Regions from separate parts of the Homo sapiens genome. Here region 1 is linked to region 2. A link is a loop called in an ENCODE intact Hi-C map of the cell type or tissue named here. Cell type or tissue: tibial artery. All regions are shown on one strand. Each heading gives the region's core, and the rest is flanking DNA. Links, peaks and the distances in the headings are about the cores only.

Evidence for each region. Peaks named below come from ENCODE experiments on the same cell type or tissue, not always from the same donor. Only the 100,000 strongest peaks of a DNase experiment are listed, where the experiment ranks them.
Region 1: a loop joins it to region 2, with 6 times the contacts of the local background. A loop is called at or near these places in 1 of 110 quality-filtered maps.

What each region holds. Positions count from the first base shown.
Region 1 is chr9:8,677,938-8,690,100 of GRCh38, reverse strand. The region is part of intron 12 of PTPRD (protein tyrosine phosphatase receptor type D); the gene reads left to right. Among named protein-coding and RNA genes, the nearest start is that of PTPRD-AS1, 170 kb to the left of the region's middle. In tibial artery, for the core only: no CTCF peak of the experiment used is centred there; a DNase peak (open chromatin) is centred at 6,280.
Region 2 is chr9:9,069,382-9,081,544 of GRCh38, reverse strand. All of the region lies in intron 10 of PTPRD (protein tyrosine phosphatase receptor type D), which reads left to right. Among named protein-coding and RNA genes, the nearest start is that of PTPRD-AS1, 220 kb to the right of the region's middle. In tibial artery, for the core only: no CTCF peak of the experiment used is centred there; no DNase peak of the experiment used is centred there.

The sequences.
Region 1 (12,163 bases), core at 3,373-8,372, 390 kb after region 2:
AGTCTCGCTGTAACTCCTAGGCTGAAGTGTAGTGGTACAATCTTGGCTTACTGCAACCTCCCCCTCCTGGGCTTAAGCAATTCTCCTGCCTCAGCATCCTGAGTAGCTGGGACTACAGGCACATGCCACTGTGCCCAGCTAATTTTTTATTTTTAGTAGAGATGGGAGTTTCATCATGTTGGCTAGGCTGGTCTTGAACTCCTAACCTCAGTTGATCCACAAGCCTTTGCCTTCCAAAGTGCTGGGATTACAGGCATGAACCACTGTGCCTGGCCCAAATTTTAAATATTCTATCCAAATAAGTATTCCCTCTTCACTCAAAGTGTAGAAAAACAGTAATATTCTAAAGAAGAGATGAACCAAATAGGATATTACATCCTGTGTGATATGGTTTGGCTGTGTCCCCACCCAAATCTCATCTTGAATTGTACTCCTATAATTCCCATGTGTGAGGGAGGGACCCAATGGGAGATAATTTGAATCATGGGGGTGGTTTCCCCATACTATTCTCATGGTAGTGAATACGTATTACGAGATCTGACGGTATTATCAGGGATTCCCACTTTTGCCTCTTCCTTATTTTCTTTTACCGCCACCATGTAAGAAGTGCATTTCACCTCCTACCATGATTCTGAGGCCTTCCCAGCCATGTGGAATTATAAGTCCAGTTAAACCTCTTTTTCTTCCCAGTCTTGGGTGTGTCTTCATCAGCAGTGTAAAAACACTACTACACTGTGGTGCCACAGATTAACCCAGTAAGTCTTCAGGTAGCAAGAAATGAACTAATTAGTACAGAGGGAAAATATTCCCTTCTCTGTAGTCATATACTCTTACTCTGATTTTGTTTTCATCTTTCTATCCACACAGTTTATTTTTTATTTTTATTTTTTAATAATGATATTGGTATCAATTAGAGGTGGAATCATATTGCTGTATTTTAACAAGAAAGTTTTTTTGTAAGGATGATTCTCAGAGTCACTTTAGTGATTGCCCAGCCTGATTTAGACATCTCCATTTCTCAGGAGGAGTGAAATTAAAAACATTAATGAATCCATCCTGCTTCTAATCCATAATTTTGAAGAGCCTCTTTTTTGCCCCTGTATTAGTTTCTCATGCCCTGATTTATAAAATTTAGAACATTCTTCAAATGCATTCATGTGTGTTGATGGTACTAATGATATGAATACAGGCATAGATGTTTAGAGTGATAAAGTCATAGGCCTGCAAGGGACTTTAGAGATTATTTGGATAAAACCATTCGTTTTTCATGGATGAGAAAATTGAGACTGAATGTAGTTTGATGTATATTTTTTGGTAAATCTCCTATAACCTCATTTGACTATGGATGGATAGCTTGGTGTTCTACAAAAAGAATGTATCCATTGCAAGGGTTATTATGGCCTGTGTGTTATGAATAAGAAACCTGAAGAATACGTGTTTACTAAATGTTTTTCTTCTTACATAACTTTCTTTTTTTATAACTTATTGCTATCCAGATACCATCTTATATATATTTTTTTCTTTTTTTTTTTTTTTGAGACAGAGTCTCGCTCTATCGCCCAGGCTGGAGCGCAGTGGTGCGATCTCGGCTCACTGCAAGCTCTGCCTCCTGGGTTCATGCCATTCTCCTCCCTCAGCCTCCTGAGTAGCTGGGACTACAGGCGCCCACCACCACGCCCGGCTAATTTTGGTATTTTTAGTAGAGACGGGGTTTCACCATGTTAGCTAGGATAGTCTCGATCTCCTGAACTTGTGATCCGCCCGCCTTGGCCTCCCAAAGCGCTGGGATTACAGGCGTCAGCCACCACGCCTGGCTATATTTTTCCTTTTTGAACCACATCTGGATAACTCAGTGTATTCATCATTTGATCTTATGTACTGAAAGAATAATGGGATAAGGGAAATGAGAAGGATAAGAAGGAAAAATAAAAATACATCTGTCCCTTATGAAAACGATACATTTATTCAGCATTGTAAATTACTGATCACTCGCCAAGTAAGTGGACTAGGATGACTATTTATGCAAATAAAAATTGTTTTAAGCCACATAACTCTCATATTGTCATTATATAGCGAACTTTTTATTGTAATAAAGAATAATTTTGTAGGCATTCAGAATTTCAAAAAACTGTAAAAGTGATATAACTCAATTGTTTATTTTTCTGATTATTTGGGACATTATACATATAGATTATCAAAGACAAAGATTTGAACCAAGGCCTCTCAATTTTAAATCAAATAACCTCATCATCTCCAAATGTAGACACTGATGTACGTAAAGTTCTCAGGGAATATGAGTAGTATATAAAATGTGAAACTTACTCTGAGAAAAGGAGACTAGTTGAGAAAAAAAAAAAAACTCTTATTTTACCTAAGGACCTCTTATTTTGTTTACTTCAGAATTTAATATTTGCCTTTTTTCCATTCCACATATTTGCTTTGGATAGCAATATTGTACCCCAAAATGTCAGTTTTCTTGCTTGACATTAAAAAATTAGATCAAGGCTAACAGAGCCCACACTTCCATCCGACCTTGGCTGTAACTTCAGTCACAGTACACATTGTTGTTTGTTGATGTTGGCACCTTAGGAGGAGCATATCAAGTGCAAGAAGCCTCACAGACCATGTGGTTCACATCACATACCTGGAACATACGGTTTGTGTTGTCCTTACCAAACTTTATTTAAAAGGCATTCATATTGGTTTTCCTTTGAAAATGCCATAGTTTTATTTCTGAATCTGTTAGAAGAGTTTTTTCATTCCTCATAAATTTCTGGCAGAGTTTTGAGAGAAGCCATCACAAATTTTAACATAGAAAAATTGGGAGATCTTGAAAGAAAGCGCTTTGAAACCAAATGTAGGATAAGCTTGTTTTTTTTTCTGATTTCTGCCATGTATTCCAGAGATTCTCTTAAACCTGTAAAATCTAAGGACTGAATTTGATTTAGCAAACAATATATGTGGAATATTTTTTAGGAGAGTCTAGTGTTTGCTGCATTCAGAATGTATCCAGCATTTTCTTGGCTCTTTGGAATGGTATGAAAGGTCTCCCAGGATAATTTTAATTGATTTTTCTTTCAATCATGAGAGTGAAAAGCAATGTTACACAGGCTCTTCTCCCCCGGGGGAAATACCATATCTTACACATTAGCTTCATAGAGAAGTTAAAGTGTTTTAAAAGTTTGGTCTGGTTGATCTACTTTTGTTTGGTTCTCTTACTTGAGAGAATATAAAATTAAACTTCTGATAGCTAGCTTTCAACTTTTAACCCATGCCTTAGAGAGTTAGCTTTAAATGCGTCAAAACTTATTTTGGCTTCCTTTTTATTATGTAGTTTCAGTGACTCATGGATAATATTTTACCATTTCCTCATTTTGGTATTTGGTAACCTTCTACTTGGATGGTGGCTTGGTAGAGCCAAGTTTCTGGACCTCTTAGTCAAAATAACTCTGGTTCCGATCCTAGCTTTGCCAGTTGCAACTATGTGAACATGGACACATTTTTGGCTTGTTTGACCCCCCTTCACTTATTTCTAAAATGGAGCTATTACCTACTTTATGAAATTGTTGTGACAATGTATATTATTATATCTGAAATGTAGGAGGTGTTCATTAACCTATTTGGATCACTTCTGGTGAGAATTAGAACATGTGTTAATTCTTCGTGACATGGCTCTGTGTTGTGGACCTAAACATGGAGAATTTTCACTCTGTGCCTACATTCACAAATGCAACATGTGGGTTTGTATATACATATGTTGTACATGAACTCAGATTCCAAGTTAGCTGTGTTCAAATCTGAATTCTCCCCTGCATAACTTTATACTTGGCCAATTTTGCCTCCAAATTAATTGGTCACTGAATATTTTAAGTTTTTAATATGAAAACAACATGATGTCTTAAAGGTGGCAGTGAAGCAGACAAACTTTATTTTTTACTAAAGATGAAATTGAGTCATATTGTACGCTGTGCACTGAACTTGATAAAGAAGTTCAAGGGTTATAGATGTTTTGATAGTTTCTGCTTGCTTTCAGAGGACTGTTGACTCCCTTAGGAGAGTCCCTTAGCATTCAGATGAGAACACTTGTCTTTGAACATCTCCCCAAGAGCCAGACTGGACAGATGTTTCTCAAAATGAGCCGCTGAAAGCAGCTGAAACTAGAATTTCAAAGAAAACTGTCCAATCTGGCTTGAGTCTTTTATTTTTAAAGACATAATAAAGAGGAGCCTAGTGCTCGTTTGGCATTTTATTTTTATTTATTTATTTTTAACAAAAAGCACTGTATGTAAAGGTACTGCTTTGGGAAAGATTTCAGTCGGAAAATGAAAATGTGATTAGATTTGGTTTATTAATATCGGCCTGTACCTCTTCTGTGGCTGTGCTGTTGCTTGACATTCTTGAACACCTTTGATTCTGTATATTTCTCTATGGTGTTAGTTTGGTACACTATTTATTCAAGTCCACTGTTCAGTCAGTTTTAAAACAGGCCATTTATGGTAAAAAATCAGCCCAACCAGTTGATGGACATTATATAAAACCAAAGTATTGGCTGGTTTCCAACTGTTCCTGATGTGTTTGTTGCCTTGATATAGTTACATCACACCCAGTCTGTTTTACATGCAGCGTTTGCCCACAGGAGTTCTTCTGAAACTCCAACAAAATGGAAACATTGTGGCTGTGTATATTTTAAGCTCTCGTCTGTTGGTTTTGTTCCTGGAACCTTCAAAAATGATTTTTTTTTCCCCAAAATTCTGACAGTATTTGTAAAGAAAGAGTATTGCTCCATTGGGCCTTGCTTTGTCTCTACTCTCACGCCAAATATAATGTACCTTTTTTTTTTTTCTGCTTTCTACATTTATGCACTTCTTTGTAGAGGCCTTTTTGTTTCCTTTGAAAGATGGTTCCTTTCATCTTTTGCCTTTGTTTTCATTCACTGCCAAAGAAAAGCTTTCTCCTAAAGGCTCCAGAATATAAGGATGTCTTTTTATGAGCTCTGTCCATTGGAATAACAATGTAATGCTGTTGCCCTTGAAAAATATCAGGACAGAAGGGCATCTTGACATCCAGCCCCGGATGCAAACACAGCCCATCCCCAGAAGAGCATCTTTACAGGTGCAGAAATTCACTCAAAGCAATTTACTCGGACTGGGGAAAGCTGATCACTGTTTTTTCTCTCTCTAGGATTGTGAAGTTTGTGAATATTGTTTGAGCACATGCATATTAATCATATGCCCACAGAGAGCAGTAAAATCCTTTGAATGAAAATATTCATTGGGAAGTAAATGAATATAATTATAATTCGTAGAAGCACTTTTGTCAAAGTGCAATCTGTAACCCTTAAAATCAAAACACAGCAGGCACCCTTAATATTGTTCTAAATAGGTGTCTTCTTGTAAATAGTTTCCTGTTAATCAATCTTAACATAGCTCCCTCATTCTTTTATTATTTTTCAACATATATAGAAATTACTATAATTTGTGTATTAGTCTGTAAATGATAGGATTCAGTGTAGGTTAGTTGGAAAGGAAGAAATGAGTGAGGCTAGTTTTACTGAGCCCAGTACTATAACTGAGACCTTAGTCACATGATTTCCTCTGCAGTGTGAACTTGTAGGGGAAAGAAAGAGGGATATCATTGAAGGAAAGAGGAGTATCATGGGGTTTGCAGTCAGAGGGACTTGGGTTCCAATCTTGGTTCACTTGTCAGCTGTGTGACATTGAGCACCTTATTAGCTTCTCCCAGCCCAGTATTGCTCATTTGTAAAATAGAGATGGCTTACAAAATCATTGTGAGGAGAAGTGATGATATACAAAATATAGTTCTTGGGACATAATACTTGTTTTTATTTTGCAGAGAATTGGGTTTGCTGGCAATCACATTGGGAGTGTTTCAGCTTCTGTATGTGTATAATACATGACACAAAACGTTGGTAGCTTATAAAAAGACATCTGTTACTATCACAGATTTCTATAGGTTAGTAATTCAGATAGGGCGCAGCAGAGATGACTTTTCGCTGCTCCACCATATCTTAGCTGCAATGAGAAGACTCTAAGGAGGGGTGGGTAGCTGGAGTCTTCTGACCTTACCTACTCACAAGCCCACTGGTTGATGTTGGGACCTCTTGAACATTCGCTGCTGGTACAGTTAGGACTCCTCAGACACCTCCCTTTCTGTCTGTATTTGGTCTCCTGATGAGTTCTCTCTAGCATGGCAGCTTCGGAGTAGTTGGAACCCTTACGTCTTAGCCCAGGACTCCTGGTTCTGGTCGGGGAAGAAAAGGGAAGAAGGCAGAATGAAGACTGCCAGAAGGAGAGTCGGCAGAAGCCGTGTCTCCTTGCGACTTAGCTGGGAACTCACATAGCATCACTTCCAGCATACTCTATGGCCAGTGCTGTCACAACCCTGTGCCCAGATTCAAATGGAGGGAATAGACTCCCCACTGCTAGTGGAAGGAGACCTTATGGCGTGAGATATGTGCATCTTTGGAAAATATGACCTGCCATAGGACTGGCAAGAAGGACTTTTAAATTTTATTTCTTCCTCCTTTTCCTTGATGACATATAGAGGAGGTGGGTTCTGAGAGTCAGGTTGGAGCTGAATTGGAGGCTTATTAAAACCAGCCTGAAAAAAGTGAACTGTTTGCAAACAACTGATGTCCTCTGTAATTTCCTTTTCTCTCTCTCTCACTTATGTATACACTTTTTTTTTTTTTTTTGAGAAAGGAGTGTCTCCATGAAAGAGAGAGGCTTATCCAAGTTATGAATTAACATTTTTCAAAGAAGCTTAACTTTTAGGGTCTTATATTCTCCCTATGTTTTCATAAATTTTGCTTTCAAACCTGACAGTCAAATCATGAATGCAAAGTCAGATTTGAAGAGAATTCCTTCAGAGAGACACCACAGCACATGCAGAAAATACAGCTTTGTGTGTGGCACTCAAAAGTGGTATGCCTTCTTAAGCCAGATCCACCTTTTCTTCCAAGCCTGCTGCTCTTTTTTTATATTCCTCTTACAAAAGTTAAGATGTGGAAAATCATGTGGACCTATTAAGGCAGTGATTAAGGTAACTGTTGGAGTTATTGTTAAAACTCATCTCTCTAGAACCCAGGTTTAAAAGCCTTTAGACACTTTTTTTGGGAAACCTGCAAGTCATAGTCTTGAATGCTTGAAACAAATACTGAAAACAAAATAGCAACAGCAGAAACTCGCTTACAAAAAAATAAACAACAACTCAGAAAGGAACAGCAAAAACCTATGATAGGCCTACATTAGAAGAGCTAAAATAGTGAATATCTGTTTTATACACTTAACTGAGTGGGAAGAAAACATGTAATTAGTATTACTAAATCTTTGATATTTAATGAAAATATACTCAGACCTCCCCCATTTCAGCCTCCTTAATTTTCCTTAAATGTGATGTTCTGTTCAATGTTTTAAGAAAGAGCTTTGTACATCACCTGCTACACTAGGATAACATTTTGGCTTAACTGCTAACAACAAATTGCCATAGGCATAAATTAAGGGAAAAAAGGGTGTTAATTATTTTTAAATGTTTTTTATAATTTCATATAGTTTTCTTTTTAATTGCAAAAATGTATATGTTGTGTACCACAGGGGTTTTTAATTTATTTCTTATTGACATAGTACATATTTTGGGGGTACGTGTGATATTGGTGTAATTTGGATATGTATCCCCCCAAACATTTATGTTTTCTTTGAAAGGTGTTAATTATTTAAAGCCCAAGTTCAGGCTTCCTCCCTGGGAACTCCTGTTGTTAGTTTTTGTTTGTCATGCTAAGAATGGGTATATCCCGGTAGGAGTCGAAGTCTCATTGAAGAGGTTTAATAAATAAATTTACATTCTTATTTAGACTTCTCTCGTGCAAAAACACTATTTGTTGTTTACCTAATGCATAATGCATTTTTATTATGTTTTGATGAGTCACATACATTCTGCACATTGTGTGGTTAGCTTGTACTGAATGACAAAGGTGTCTATATCGCTATTTTGCTGTCTCATTGAATTTTTTACGTACATATGTTCATAAATGTGGGCTATGAAGTGATTTTTCATATTTAAGGGTTTAAAAAAAATCCTTGCATGTTTTGTGGGAAATGTTTGTAGAACTTTTTGGAGATTTCCATTGTCTTCTCCTACCGTAGTCGGTTGTTCAGCACCTTTTAGAGCTGAAGTAATGTACTGGTTTCCAAGAATGTAATAATGAAAACAGTAGATATTATGTATTTTAAGTGGGGAAGGGCAATCACTGAATTCTTATTGCTGTAGTTGCTTTTTATATTAAGTAGTTTGCTAGAAACAATAATGACAGTGGAGAAATGAATTTATATTCAAGGATGGGAATTTTCAGGTCATCTTTAAAAGAATGTTTGCAGTGGGGTATCTCTACAAAAGCAACTTGTCTATATGACGCATGCACATCGTTCAGGGCTGGCGGCTTTGCACCACCACTTTCTTCTGCTGCTAACCTGATCTTGGTTGGAGAAGCTTCTCCTAAGCAGTCTAGATACGTGTGTGTATGGAGATGGGGAGGAGGTACAGATTGAGGGACAAAAGCTTTTAAAGACATGGTGCTTCTCTCAGTGGAAAAAGAGAAGGCTGGGAATAACAGAATTATCTCAAGTTCTAGCAGCTTCTTGGTTAAACTGTTGCTTCAAACTAGCCTGTTCCAAAATATGTAAAACTGTAACCCACTGCATCTATGCCCTCTCTTTTTCTTTCTTTTTTTTTCTTCGCTAGCTATAGTTCTCTCAGTTTCTTATTTGCATTAGTAAGCATGTTCTTTAAGAAACAAACATGTAAATAAAATGTGTTTGCTTTGGTTATACGGACTTTACCATTAACTAAAAACTGATTTCTAACATCTAAAAGAGTTCATCTACACTGAGTGTCTGCGTCTATGGATGATTGATCAGGGAAGCTGTGGATGTGTTGGCATGAGGCGTGATTGGGAATGACGTAACCTTGGTAGAGGGCCACAGGCAGAATGTGGAGGACACTTGAGGGCACTAACAAAGTCAGGAGATAGGTGAAGGAAGGGAGAGGAGGAATACCAAAAAGTGACTGTTTCAAATTTTTGAACCTAGGAAATATAGGAAAATGTGTTCTTTCTCCTCTTCCCTTTCCTATCCTCCATTGTGTTGCTGCTGCTTTCACAGCATATCTTCTTCCAGGGCCCTGAAACTCAAATCAGTCCCGTGAGGCCAATCATTCGACTACATGTTGGATTTGTAAGCCTGCCATGGGCTAGTCTGGGACATTGTTTCCAGTGGAAAATTAGTTCTGAATGTCAAACAATGTATTTGCCAACAGATGCATATCATAATTTGTTCTGGTAATGGAAAGACATAGATATAGAAGTATAGGCATATTTGTATGTATTTATGTGTGTATGTGTGTTTATGTATTTATATAGTATCTGTATTTTGCTAGGTAGTATAATTGTAGCTGTGTGTGTATATTTAATATCATATATAGTATATAGATGTACGTACATTATGTTTGTGTGTATATATACTCAATGTAGAGATAGGTATAAATATAAAATTGCTATTGAATTTACTAGGTTCTGAAATGATACAGGCTTTGAATCTCATGATTGCACATATATGGAAAGGTGGGCAGTCACTTATGATGTCAGAAAGAGATTCAACACGAGAGAAGACACACCAGTAGCTGAGTGAGAAAACATATCCTGGGAGTGGTAGCCCTTTATTCTTGGAAGAGATGTAATTAAAGCTGTAGGCAATTATGTTTCCTAAGGTGTATTTTAATTAGCTTTCAAGGAGGAACAGGTGGTATCATTGAAAACTGTGGGTTCTTTTCAACATTGGTTTTCCAGTGTTAGCGCTTTTGCTTCTTACATACGGCTTTTAGATAAATTTTTCTTTTCAATTTCATTCTTTCCTTTATTTCTCTTGATTAATTAAATAGATTTTAAATAGATAATATAAATTATTCAAAATGATATATGTGTAATTATGCAGTAGAAACAAAAGAATCATAGTATCTAATATATAAAATATGATTTATAAGAAATGTTTCAATATTACATTTAATCTCCTTGTTACTGTACTGGATTACATTAAGGATTTTAATGAGATTAATTTGCTTTCTGGCCAATTGATCTTTTCTCTAGTAGACATGCAGTGTGAAATATAAGATATTGGTAATTAGAATTAGTACATTTGTGCATTTGAGAAATTTTTGTTAAATTGAAAGCTTTGTAAGGCACAAATGCCATATTTGCTCAACAGTCATAAGCTATCCAAAGAAGTAGTTGTAATGACTAGTGGAAGAAGAGCTCAGCAGGCAGGAACACAGAGGGAATGGAGAACAAAGCTTTCTTTGGCAGTGGTCTCAGTCATGGCAAATGTCTCTTGGGAGAAAACATCACATCACTATTCATTCTTTCACCTCTGAATCTCAGTATCTGTTGTAAATATTTATATTCTAAACCACATGTGTTTTTCCTGCAACATAATTGGTGAATCTTTTAAAAGATAATTTAGCAATTTGAAAGCAACATTGCCTCAGGAGTTGAAGGCGTTCTATGCTGTCTGACAGTGCATCCTGTGTAAAATTGTAGTTTCATAGATACCCGCAAGTGGTGAAAGGAAACTTTTGCTGACATCATTCTCTGAGAGAGCAAAGATAATCACAGTGAATATGAAGTGATGACCATCAAGGATCACACATTTTTCTCATAACTGTGGGAAAGTTTAGGAATTTTGAAGCAGTTTTAGAAATAGGAATTTGGAGAACAGTTATTTAAATATCTGAATTTCCAGATCAGAAATCGTATCAAGAGGATGTGATTTGCTGAAATTGCATGATAATGAACAAACTGCTTTGAAGTTGTGGGATGATGCTAGATGAGAATGCATCATTTTAGGATTCCAGAAATTCAGTAGGAAGCGACTAGTTTCTGCCTCTAAAGATGGAATCCTTTTTATAGGCTGTTGAGGCTAATGGTTGCTATTCCTGTACTACCACCTTCCATTTCTTATCGGTTTCCATCCCAACCCTCTATGTACTTCGAACAGGGTCATCTGTTTAACTCAGAAATTCCTGAGATTGTTTTTCTGATTTGCATTGTGACATGAACTGCTCTCGATATTATTGGCACAGTATTATTAATGCATATTTGCATGAAACATTTTATTCTTTACCAAAGCATTTTATTTTAGGTTGTTTAAATCACCCTTTCTACTACTGGACCCTACTTTTAATCCAGAGAATAGGTTCCAAACCATGCCATCAATTTTATGTTATTAGACTGGATATAAATGTGTTCTGTGTTTTTATGTATCTGTGGCCAAAAATATGTCATTTTATACATAAGGGAGTTTGTTCTATCAAACCATTGCAAAACACAGTGCCTTTCAGAAACATTTATACTACAAAGGTTTTGGGGAATTGGAGTTGATAATTATCCTCCTCTTCGCTTTTGGAATCTTATCCTATAGAAAGCAAATATGGGCCAAAATACTGTATTTCCTTTATTATTGAGAAGTATTGATTGTTGACTTTGGCAGGACTGTCTTTTGCCCTCGTTAAACTTGAATTCTGGAATGCCCTGAAAGTGAAGGGGGCTGGGGGAGAGAAGACTGAATCAAGAAGAGACAAGAGAGTATAGATTCTCTCATCTCCTTAGATTATGACAAAGTTTTTTTAAAACTTCTATTAAAAGAGCAAACCATGTAACAGAAGGAACATAAGTGTGATGTGGTAGATGTTAACTTTTGGAAAACCGTGGTTTTGAAAAGGTCAAATAGTTGACATTAACTTGACTCAGAACATTTAATCTAGGACTCCCGGGGTCGTAAGGACAGTGAGGGTGGTGTGGAGCCTCGTGTGAAATGATGTCTGAATTGGATTTGACCTTGTTCACTCCTCCTTCCCTGTGCGCTCTAACAAGGAAGCAGTTTTCTGGATGTTTAATGCGTTCAAAACTTTCAAAAATATAACTCCAATTTTAAATTCCCATGTAAAGTTTTGCCTGTGTTTTATTTTCACACTTCACTGCCGGGATTCCAAGCTGTCACACAGAGAAGCTGTCAGCAGAGATAGCAGGAGAGAGAGACACAAGCAGCCTGCAGGCCTGCACCCACAAAGAGCCTCAACACCAGCAGAGGCTGAGATA
Region 2 (12,163 bases), core at 3,665-8,664:
ATTCAGGACTTGTACTCGGCTCTGGAAGAAGAAGACCTAGTAGACATCTACAGAATTCTCCACCCAAAATCAACAGAATATACATTCTTCTCAGGAGTGCATCACACTTATTCTAAAATTGACCACATAATTGGAAGTAAAACACTCCTCAGCAAATGCAAAAGAATGGAAATCATAACAAACAGTCTCTCAGACCACAGTGCAATCAAATTAGAACTCAAGATTAAGAAATTCACTCAAAATCGAACAACTACATGGAAACTGAACAACCTGTTCCTGAATGACTACTGGGTAAATAATGAAATTAAGGCAGAAATAAATAAGTTATTTAAAACCAATGAGAACAAACATACAATGTACCAGAATCTCTGGGACACAGCTAAAGCAGTGTTTAGAGGGAAATTTATAGCACTAAATGCCCACAGGAGAAAGCAGGAAAGATCTAAAATCAACACCCTAACATCACAATTAAAAGAAGTAGAGAAGCAAGAGCAAACAAATTCAAAAGCTAGCAGAAGAAAAGAAATAACTAAGATCAAAGCAGAACTGAAGGAGATAGAGACATGAAAAACCCTTTAAAAAAATCAGTGAATCCAGGAGCTGTTTTTTTGAAAAGATTAACAAAATAGACCGCTAGCCAGATGAGTAAAGAAGAAAAGAGAGAAGAACCAAATAGATGCAATAAAAAATGATAAAGGGGATATCACCACTGATCCCACAGAAATACAAACTACCATCAGAGAATATTGTAAACACCTCTATGCAAATAAACTAGAAATTCTAGAAAAAATGGATAAATTCCTGAACACATACACCCTCCCAAGGGAACATTTGCTTTTTAAAACAATGTAGTACACAGTTTAGAATCCCACTTCTGGTTAAGTGGGATAGACCCAGAAGAGAGATAGAGCTTTGTGATTAAGTGGGAAGCTCTGGAGTCAGACTGCAGGAGTCACATGCTATCTCTACTGCCTGTAGCTATGTAATCTTGGGAATTACCTAACCCTATTTGTATATTATTTTACCAACCTCAAAAAAGAGGATAATAAGATGATAGGATATCATTTCTAAAGTTGTAAAGGGTCTATTCAAGTAAAGTGCTTCAAACAATATGTGGCACATAGTAGTAGCAAGCGACTTTTATTATAAAATCAGTATTCACATACAGCTTTTTGTCACCTTTTTGAGCACAACCGTTTTAAATTACTTTTCCATGTATTTTGAAGGATTTAAAAATGTCATTCTAGAGTGGCAACATGGTAAATTGGCAGAGAAAAAGTCTTTGGAATCAAAGATATTTGGTCATCTCTTACACCATGTGTAAACTTGGATAAGTTGTATAAACTCTCTAGACATCAGCTTTCTATTTTTAACATGGGAGATGTAAATTGAGAAATGAGTAATATAATGCATTCAGGGATCTAGTACAGTGATAGATGCTCAATAGACAATAACTATGGGTTATGATTTGACTAAATTAGATTAAACCCAGAATTCTACATGATCACATAAAATACCAATAACTGAATTTAGAATGTTCGGGATGTCATTGAACATTTAATATTGTATTGGTAGCTTCATCAAGCATACTGTGCACACTTAAATATTAAACATCAGTAGAAACTAAGGGCACCCTTATTCCAGCAACACATCATCACCAATGTATTAATCTGGTAAACTCATGAACTGGATGAAATCCTAGCTCTCCTTAATCTACCTTTGTCATAACCACAGCATATGGGCTGAATTTTGGTGTGAGAAATCTAATACTCCTTAAAGTACATAAGTGCATACATATTGTGATCCTCTGTGTCCTGATCCCCTCCCTAAAGTGTTTCTGTCAGCTGTCAAGAGCTGCCTGCCAAAGGTTATGTCACCTCCCAGAGGAGATATGAGACCGACAGCTAACTAATTCAGGGACTCAGAGGCCCCAGTCCAATTGTAAACTAGTGCAACCACTATGGAGAACAGTATGAAGGTTCCTCAAACAACTACAAATGCAACTACATATTGTCCAGCAATCCCCCTACTGAGAATCTATCCAAAGCAAAGAAGATCGAAGAGACATCTGCATCTCACATCTACTGCAGCTCTATTCACAATAGCCAAGATATGGAATTAACATATACAAAATGGAATATTATTCAGCCATAAAAATGAATAAAATCCTGTCATGTATGGCAACATAGATGGAACTGAAGGATATTAAGTGAAATAAGCCAGAAACAAAAAGTTAAATGCTGTGTGCTCTCACCCATATGTGGAAGCTAAAAAAAATTTGATCTAATGTAAGTAAACAGTAGAACAGAGGATATTAGAGGCTGGGAAGGGTGGGGGAAAGGAGGAATAAGGAGAGATTTGTTAAAGGATACAAAATTACATCTAGATAGCAAGAATAAGTTATAGTGTTCTGTGGCACTGTAGGATGACCATAGTTAACAGTAATATATAGTTTCAAATAACTAGAAGGAGAATACTGAACATTACCAACACAAATAAATGATAAATATTTGAGATGATGGATATGCTGATTACCCTGATCTGATCACTATACATCATGAGTATTGAAACATGGCTATGCTAATTACCCTGATCTGATCACTCAACATTATGAGTATTGAAATATGCTAATTACCCTGATCTGATCACTATATATTGAGTATTGAAACTATTGTACTTTATAAATATGTACAGTTATTATTTTTCAATTACAAATAAATAAAGTCCCATCCCACTGCCCCAATATTTTGGCACAATTCTGAAGGGCCATCCCAGCTCCAGAGCTCACTGCAGGATCGACTGGGTCCTCTGTTGCAACCATATTGCTGATAGTTTTTGCCTTTGCCATCCATACTTTCCTGCAGCTGTATCTCCTGAGAACACTCCCCAGTAAAAAAAACCTTCTAAACACAACTCCTTTCCCAGAGACTGCTTCTGGAGAACACAATCTAAGGCTTCCCCTAGTTTGAAAGGTTTTATAATAAAAAAGTGGAACATGAGCCAAGTATTTCTTTCTTATCTATCATGGCACAGCAAGCAATGGAAGAATTCAAAGTGGAGCTGTTTTAAGAACTTGGTCAGCCCTTTCGAAGCCACAGCATGCCTCATAACAAACATATGAAAGCACACCCACATTCAACATTAATTATTTACTGCAAAATTCTGGAAAGGAATGTTGTAATTTTGTTTTTGAAATTATTTAACTATGATATAATTAAGGATGGGCCATGATTTTTCAGCAGAACTCAGAAATTCTTGCGAAGTGGAAAAAATATATCCAGCAAACTGTTTTCAAATTCAATAAAACTTTTATGAATACTAAATTTAATAATTAATGACGTTTACATAATGTTATGTCTTGCAGACATTTAATTAAACATTTATTCATTTTGATTTTATGGGTTCTTTTTTGTATTCCAAAGCCAATAAATTTGATTTCAAGGACTCAAATGTTATATGAAGGTCTTAGAATATCTCATAAGCCATTGAAAATGTCAAGGCCCTTGAAAATATCTGTATAGAAATCTAGCATACATTTACAAAATACAAAGCGTAAACTTTTTCCTTTTTCTTATTCACTCTTATTTCTAGGCTATGGTCAGGTAGATAAATGCTCAATGGCTTCAATGTAAATAGATATTTATTTTAGAGCTCATTCAAGTTTGAGAGAAAGGAGAAAATGTACACAGAGGGACTATTTGAATACAAAACTGACTCAGGTTAAGCTGGGGTCATTCCCTTTCACATTTCCAAGGAAATGTTCCATGTGCTTCATCTTTATCTTGTATAGGTAGGCATAGCTGTGTGTTTAACTGTGGACCATCATATGTGACTACTCCTCCCTCCCCCAGTAAAGTGATATTTCACAAGGCTCTCCCAATCAGGGTGCATTAAGCTATAAGTATACACATTTAGTCACAAATCTTTGCATGACACTCTCCGCTATTAGTTTTAGAAAACTGGCTCTTCACATCAATTTTTGTGGATCTCTATAAACATAAAAAAGGAGTAATAGATTCTGGCATGTGTATGTATTTTAATCCAGATGAACCAACCACATCTTATATTGACTTTGTTTAATAATAAAAATCACCAAAGTTAGCAATGGAAAAGACTTACTACATTAGGAAATAGATCCATTAAGCTTATTCAAGATAATAACATTTTCAGTCACCTGAATTCATCCCCATTCTGCTTCTATGAACTATGGAGAAATATACACCCATGGTATTTTTTCATTAATAAAACCATCTTTGAAACATTCAACATAGTGAAGAGACAACCCACAGAATGGAAGAAAATATTTGTAAACTGTACATCACATCTCATGAAGGGTTAAAAACCAGAATATATAAGGAGCTCAACCAACTCTACAGAAAAAAAAAAAAAACTAATAATCTGATTTTAAAATGGGCAAAACGATGTGAATAGACATTTTTCAAAAGAAGACATACAAATGGCAAACAGGTATATGAAAAGGTGCTCAACATCATTGACCATCAGAGAAATGCAAATCAAAACTGCAATAAGATCACCTTATCCCAGTTAAAATGGCTTTTATTCAAAAGACAGGCAACAGCAAATTCTACCAAGGATGTGCAGAAAAGGGAACCCTTGTACACTGTTGGTAGGAATGTAAATTAGTACAATCACTATGGAGAACAGTTTGGAATTTCCTCAAAAAACTAAAAATAGAGCTACCATATGTTCCAGCAATCCCACAGCTAGGTATATAACCAAAAAAAAAAAAAAGGAAATTATCATATTGAAGAGATATCTGCACTTCCATGTTTATTGCAACACTATTCACAATAGCCAAGATTTTGAGGCAACCTAATGTCCATCCTCAGATGAATGGATAAAGAAAATGTACATTCACACAGTGGAGTACTATTCAGCTATGAAAAAGAATGAGATCCTGTCATTTGCAACAACAGAGATGGAACTGAAGGACATTATATTATGTGAAATAATGCAGGCACAGAAAGACGAACATTATATGTTCTCACTTACTTGTGGAAGCTAAAAATGAAAATAATTGAACTCATGGAGATAGCGAGTAGAATGATACTTACCAGAGGCTGGGAGGAGTACTAGACAGGGGAGCAAAGGGGACGGTTAATGGGTACAAAAATAACACTTACACTAATTAAACTAAAGAGCTTCTGCACAGCAAAAGAAACTGCCATCAGAGTGGACAGGCAACCTACAGAACGGGGGAAAATTTTTGCAATCTCCCCGTCTGACAAAGGGCTAATATCCAGAATCTACAAAGAACTTAAACAAATTTACAAGAAAAAATCAAACAACCCCATCAAAAAGTGGATGAAGTCTCGAAGACATTTATGCAGCCAACAGACACATGAAAAAATGCTCATCATCACTGGACATCAGAGAAATTCAAATCAAGACCACAGTGAGATACCATCTCATACCAGTTAGAATGGTGATCACTAAAAAGTCTGGAAACAACAGGTGCTGGAGAGGATGTAGAGAAATAGGAACACTTTTACACTGTTGGTGGGACTATAAACTAGTTCAACCATTGTGGAAGACAGTATGGCGATTTCTCTAGGATCTAGAACTAGACATACCATTTGACCCAGCCATCCCATTACTGGGTATATACCCAAAGGATTATAAATCATGCTGCTATAAAGACACATGCACACGTATGTTTATTGCGGCACTATTCACAATAGCAAAGACTTGGAAAGAAGCCAAATTTCCATCAATGAAAGACTGAATTAAGAAAATGTGGCACATATACATCATGGAATACTATGCAGCCATAAAAAAGGATGAGTTCAGGTCCTTGGTAGGGACATGGATGAAGCTGCAAACCATCATTCTAAGCAAACCATCACAAGGACAGAAAAGCAAACACCGCATGTTCTCACTCACAGGTGGGAATTGAACAATGAGAACACTTGGACACAGAGTGGGGAACATCACACATCAGGGCCTGTTGTGGGGTGGGGGATGGGGGAGGGATAGCATTAGGAGATATATCTAATGTAAATGACGAGTTAATGGTTGCAGCACATCAACATGACACATGTATACATATGTAACAAACCTGCACGTTGTGCACATGTACCCTAGAACTTAAAGTATAATAAAAATAAAAATAAATAATACCGATATCGAATGAATAATATCTAGTATTTGAAAGTACAACGGGGTGATTACAGTCAACAAAAATTTATTATACTTTTAAAAATAACTGAGTATAATGGTATTGTTTGTAACAAAAGGAAAGGATAAATGTTTGAGGTGATGGGATATACCCATTTACCCTGTTGTAATTATTATGCATCATATGCCTGGATCAAAATATCTCATGTACCCTAAAAATATATACACCTACTATGTATGCACAAAAATTAAAAATTAAAAATTTTTAAACACAGATTATCAAAAGCAAAATAATTATAATAATTTCATAGGAAAGTACAATAAGCATTTGACCATTATCTTTTTGTAGGGAATTTTTGTTTTCTTCTCTTTTTGTACAATTATAATTAAAGTTGCAATAAACATTAAACAAATAAAATAAACAAGACCATCTTTGTTCTATATTGTCAGTGATCTGTGATAAGGTACATGATAGGATAATATAGGACTTTTTTTTTTTTGCCCAAAATACCTCCCAAACTAAATTGTAATTTCTTTTCCTCAGAATGAAACCTAAATTTGTTCTAAAACTGATTATTTTACATGTTATATTTTACATATATATGGTAGAAAATATTTGCAAACCGTACATCTCATGAGGGATTAATAATCAGAATATACAAGGAGCTCAAACAACTCTACAGAAAAAAAAAGTAATCATCTGATTTAAAAATGGGCAAAAGCTCTGAATAGACATTTCTCAAAAGAAGACATACAAATGGCAAACAGGCACATGAAAGGTGCTTAACATCACTGATCATCTTTTATATATATAATAAAATATGAGCCAGATTTAAAATATTTACATAGTCTTGGTCTATATTTCACTCCCAAATTCTACCAAATCCATAAAACATAAGGTGGAAAGAAATTACAAGTCTCAATTTTGATCACTTCTCAGAATTCTACAATAATCCCAGTGTCAACCCTGACTGCTAAATGTTGAAAATCTGTTTTAGTGAGTGTTCCACCAAAATTTGCGTATATGTGAATCAATCCTAAAGCATTTTCATTATCAATGATCATTTTTACAAATTGTGTTTTACTTGTTTTATACCCTGTGCTACTCCTTATCTCTTTTCAATTATTCTTCATGTAAACTTCAGTATTTCAGCCATCAGCACATTTATCCCATTGAAGATCAATAAAACTCAGGAAAAAGGAAGCTATATTCAGAAAAGTAACCATCATTTCACTGTCAAAATAAGTGGCTTAATATCCTAAGAGCTATTTAAACTTCTCTCAGCTTTAGTTTTTTCATCTCTAAATAATATTTTTTTGTGGGATTATTTTAAGGATAACAAAACAGCTTCTATTTAATGAAATCTTAGGTGTGTCAGGCACTATGCTACCCACTTGACATCTCACATAATTCCCACTTTTCTGGAAGGTTATACTATAATTAGTCCTTATTTTACAGGTGGGGAAACTGTTGAGACCAATATTACACAGACTAGATGCTTAATTACATTTAGTATATTATATATGGATTATCACATATAATATAAAAATGAGGATTTTTAATGGATTTTGGAGAATTAGAACTGGCATTTAGTTCAGCTGGCATATGTATTAGTCAGGGTTTTTCAGAAAAACAGGCACAATAGGATATACATATATACAGAGATTTATTTTAAGAAATTGATTTACATAATTGTGGGAGCTGACAAGTCCAAAATTAATAGGGCAAGCCGACAGGCTGGAGGTGCAGTTAAGAGTCTTGCATCTGAAGGCTCGAAACTAAGGTAGAATTTCTATGTTGCAGTCTGCAGGTAAAATTTCTTCTTTTTGGGGAAACCTCAGTCTTGGCCTTCAGCAAATTTAATGAGACCCATTCATATTATGGAGGATTGTCTGCTTTACTTAACTGGTGGTAAATGTTAATCGCAACTGAAAAATAGTCTTAGAGTAACATCTACACAAGTGTTTGACCAAACAACTGAGTACCATGATCTAGCCATATTGACACATAAAATTATTCATAACCAAATATTTGATTTTTTAAAAAAAGAAGTCCCATATTGTCCTATTTGCATACCATCTCAGATATATTATTGAAAGCCAGATCATCTGATTCGAGAGTCCACAAGCTTATGACTCTGATAATCACTAGAAAACATGTAACAATGCCTTGCACAGTGCTTGTACAAAATGAACAGTAAATAAATCTTCGTTGAATCTGAGTTCAAGTTAGATTCTGGGTGGTTTCCAAGAGGAACCTCAACCATGTTATTACTAATTAGTGTTTCCCTCAACATTCTCTCGTCTTTCTTTACCCCTTTTTATTTCTCCACTGATTTCTTCCATTGGTTTCACCATTATATTATTGAAAAGCTGTCCTTTAAGTTTTATTCTGAACTTCCATGTTTGAGATCCTCAAATCGAAAATCTCTCTCAAATATGCTGTCAGTAGAGATCTGTTCAAGATGGCACGTAATTTTTTATATGCCTTCATACTTGTCTTATATCCTGTTTTCCATGAAATGCTCATTCAGTTTTCTAGATTAATCTATGTGTGAAATCAATATGGACAAAAAGGAATATACACAAGGCAAAATGTGACTCCATGTAACATTCTAACATAGTGTTTAAAAGTGTGGGCTAAATAACTTAAGATCACTTCACTTTCGTCAAGTCCCTGCTACGTAAGATTTCCCATGTGCAAAATGACGATTATCATAGTAATACAAATCACAGGACTCTAATGAAGACTCAGTGACATGATAGATACTGACTATGTAGAATAGTATGTGGCAAATAAGAGGTGCTCTGTAGATGAAGAAATATTTTTATAAAAGTATAATTAGTGGGGTATAAAAAGACAGCTTGTACATTTCTAGTTCACTCCTTCATAAAAGCATCTTAATCTTGAAAGATAGTAAGCAGCCTGAACGAAGTAGCAGAGGATGCCATCTGCTCTACCCAGTGGTTTTTAAAACAACTTCTTACAACATTGGCTTCCAAATGACATTGTGTATAGTCTGGTAGCAATCTGTGACAATGCTCTGTTTATTCTGGTCAATGGCAAAATGGGAATATTAAGGAGTGTGTGTGTGTGTGTGTGTGTGTGTGTGTGTGTGTGTGTGTAAGTTGCCAGCTCTTTGTTCGTGAGAAAGACTCTTTTCTTTCTGAGATTCTAACCCTACTAAGCTTTTTGGTATTATATTTTGGTTTTTAATGATAAAATAATTATATAGTAGCTGGTGTTTTTAAAATGTTGTTATGCAGTTAATTTAAAGTTTGGTAACACTATGTCTGTGGCCAAAACATTTTTTAAAATTATCCTGCTTTGCAAAATCAAACATCTGCAAATCACTGCCTGAGGAAACAATCACTTCTTCGGTCTGGCAGGAGCTCTGATATGACTGTGCAGTGATGAGGAAGGGGTGTGATGTGTGAAGCAAGACTGCAAAACAGCAGACCATTTCTATGTGTTATACACAAACAGGTTAAAAGCATATTTTACTCTCAAGTATGACGGGGAAATACTCCACTTACAAAGCGCTTTACTTTTCTATATTAGAGTAACAAATTACCACAAAATTAGCAGCTTAAAATAACACACACTTGTTTTCTCCCAGTTTTTATGAATCAAGAGCCCAGTTATAGCTTATCTGGGCCCTCTCTTTGAGATCTTACATGGTCATGTATTATCAGCCGGGTTGCATTTTCATCTGTAGGTTTGATTGGGGAAAATTTTTCTTCTAGTTTCATTCAAGTTGTTGTCAGAATTAATATTGCTTTGGTCTGTGTGGATGAAAGCCCCCACCCTTTGCTGATTGGAGGCTAGAGGCTGACCTCAGGGACCAGAGGCCATCCATAGTTCCCAGGGGCTACTCACAGTTCCCTGCAACTTAGGCTTCCTCAACCTGACTGCTTGCATCACCAAGCCAGCAAGAAGACTCTCTCCTATGTAAAATCTCTAACTTCAGAGAAGGCCTAGTTCTTTTTGTAAGGGCTTTTACCTGATTCAGTCAGGCCCACCCAGGATAATTTCCCTCTTGACTAACTCAAAATCAACCTATTTGGCATCTAAATTGCATATCTGCAATAGCCCTTCACCTTTGCCATATTTACTAATGAGAAGTTGTGTGCCTTGTCCAAACTCAAGGGGAGAGCATTGATTACACAGGGAATGAATATAAAAGTTCAGGGTAGAGGCGAAAGGGTCATGCAAGCCACTCCAAGTTTTACGTGCCACAGAAAGAATTAAATGTGTTTTACTGGGTATTTAAAGGTAGCACTGGCAACATAGGGAGACCCTGTCTCTACAAAAAAATTAAAAGATTAGCTGGGTATGGTGGTGCATGCCTGTGGTCCCAATCACTCAGCAGGCAGAGGTGGGAGGATCACTTGGGCCCAGAAATTCGAGGCTGCAGTGAGCTGGGGGAGGCACTGCACTACAGCCTGCACTCCAGCCCTGGAGGCAGAGTGAGATCCTGTCTCAATAATAATCATAATAAAGGTAGTGCTAGTGGGGACACTAGCAGTAGCAACTAAGGTACTCTGGATTCTAGCCTTGACTGCCACTTATTAGTTACTTAAACTAGACACACTGCTTAGCACATTGAGTGTTTTACTTATAAAGTGTGATAAATGTAAATCCTGAACTAAAAAATTATTAAGATTTCCATACAATGCCAAAGTGCAGTGATTATAGGATCTTCAAATGAGGCTTCAGTACATAAGAACAGGTAGTGTGTTCTTATGGCTGAATACAAAGATTAAGTTAAAAGTGCTTATTGCTTTTATTTTAAAATAATTTAAAAGACTGTAACTAATCAAGAAAAACTGTATAGAGCCTTATGGGTTTTGTCCCCTTTTTTCAAATGGGCAAAATGTGAAGGAATGTGCCCTTGATTTTCAACTTCAGGCATATTATTCTCTTCAAAATTTGGATAAAGTTGAATGGGTCAACTTAAAGTCTTTGAATCATTTGGATCGATGTTGCTACCTATGCTCAAAGAAAAATGAGAATGGGAACATATATTAATTTATTATAACTGTTTTTCTATATTTCTATAATGGAATGAAAGGAAAATAGCATATTTCTTGTAGAATTACAAGACGCCTTATGTAAAACTGGCTTTGTGAAAATCACATTGATTTACTCCTTGACAAGTTGGCGTCTTTGAATTGCATAAATTCCTTCTCCAACCTCTGTGTAAGTCTAGAGAATCAAGTGACACCAAGACAGAATCTAGCTAATTTAAGTCAATATTTCCTTGTGAATAAATAAAATGCTAAGAGTTATGAAGCTCAGCTGTTCTCCTAAGCTCTGCTGACACTTGAAATACATGACTGATTCCTCAAGGACTTTGTCCATAGAGGAAACAACTAGGGAAATATTTTCCAGTGAAGTGTTGATTTACTTTAAACTCTGTTCTCTCACAGACACCTAGGAGAAAGCCTTTTTTTCTTTTAATTTTATAGGTTCTTTTTCTCCACTGGTGAAATAATAAGCAATAGATGATCCTCAAGCTAACATTACACAATAGCTAGATGATTCAATCTGGCACTGCTTTAGTGAACTCATTTTTATACTGCTCCTCTTCCAGTGCTGCTAGGATTGGTTTTGTATAATACCTGAGGTTTCCATATTAAATTAAGAGGTATACATGTTTCCTTCATCTTTACATTCTAACACTGCCTTCATAAACTCAATTCACAATGGTTAAGTTTAGAAGGTGCTGAGTCAGGCACGACACTGGTCACTACAAGAAACTAAATAATTGGCATTTAATAAAAGAGTTTATAACTTTGCTGGCTTGAAGGCCTCAATACAAGGCTGGAGCCAGCAATCTAAGGTTGTTACTGAACAGTTAAGGTAGCATCATGATAACTCTTCTTGCTTTGAGTCTGTGCTCACTACATTCTGTCAGTAATGCTTTAAGTTTACAGTCCTTTCACTTTAATCCCATTTCTTAAAATTAACCACTTTTCTCTCTTCCCAAACCAGCTCATTCTAGTCACAAAGACGTTTAAG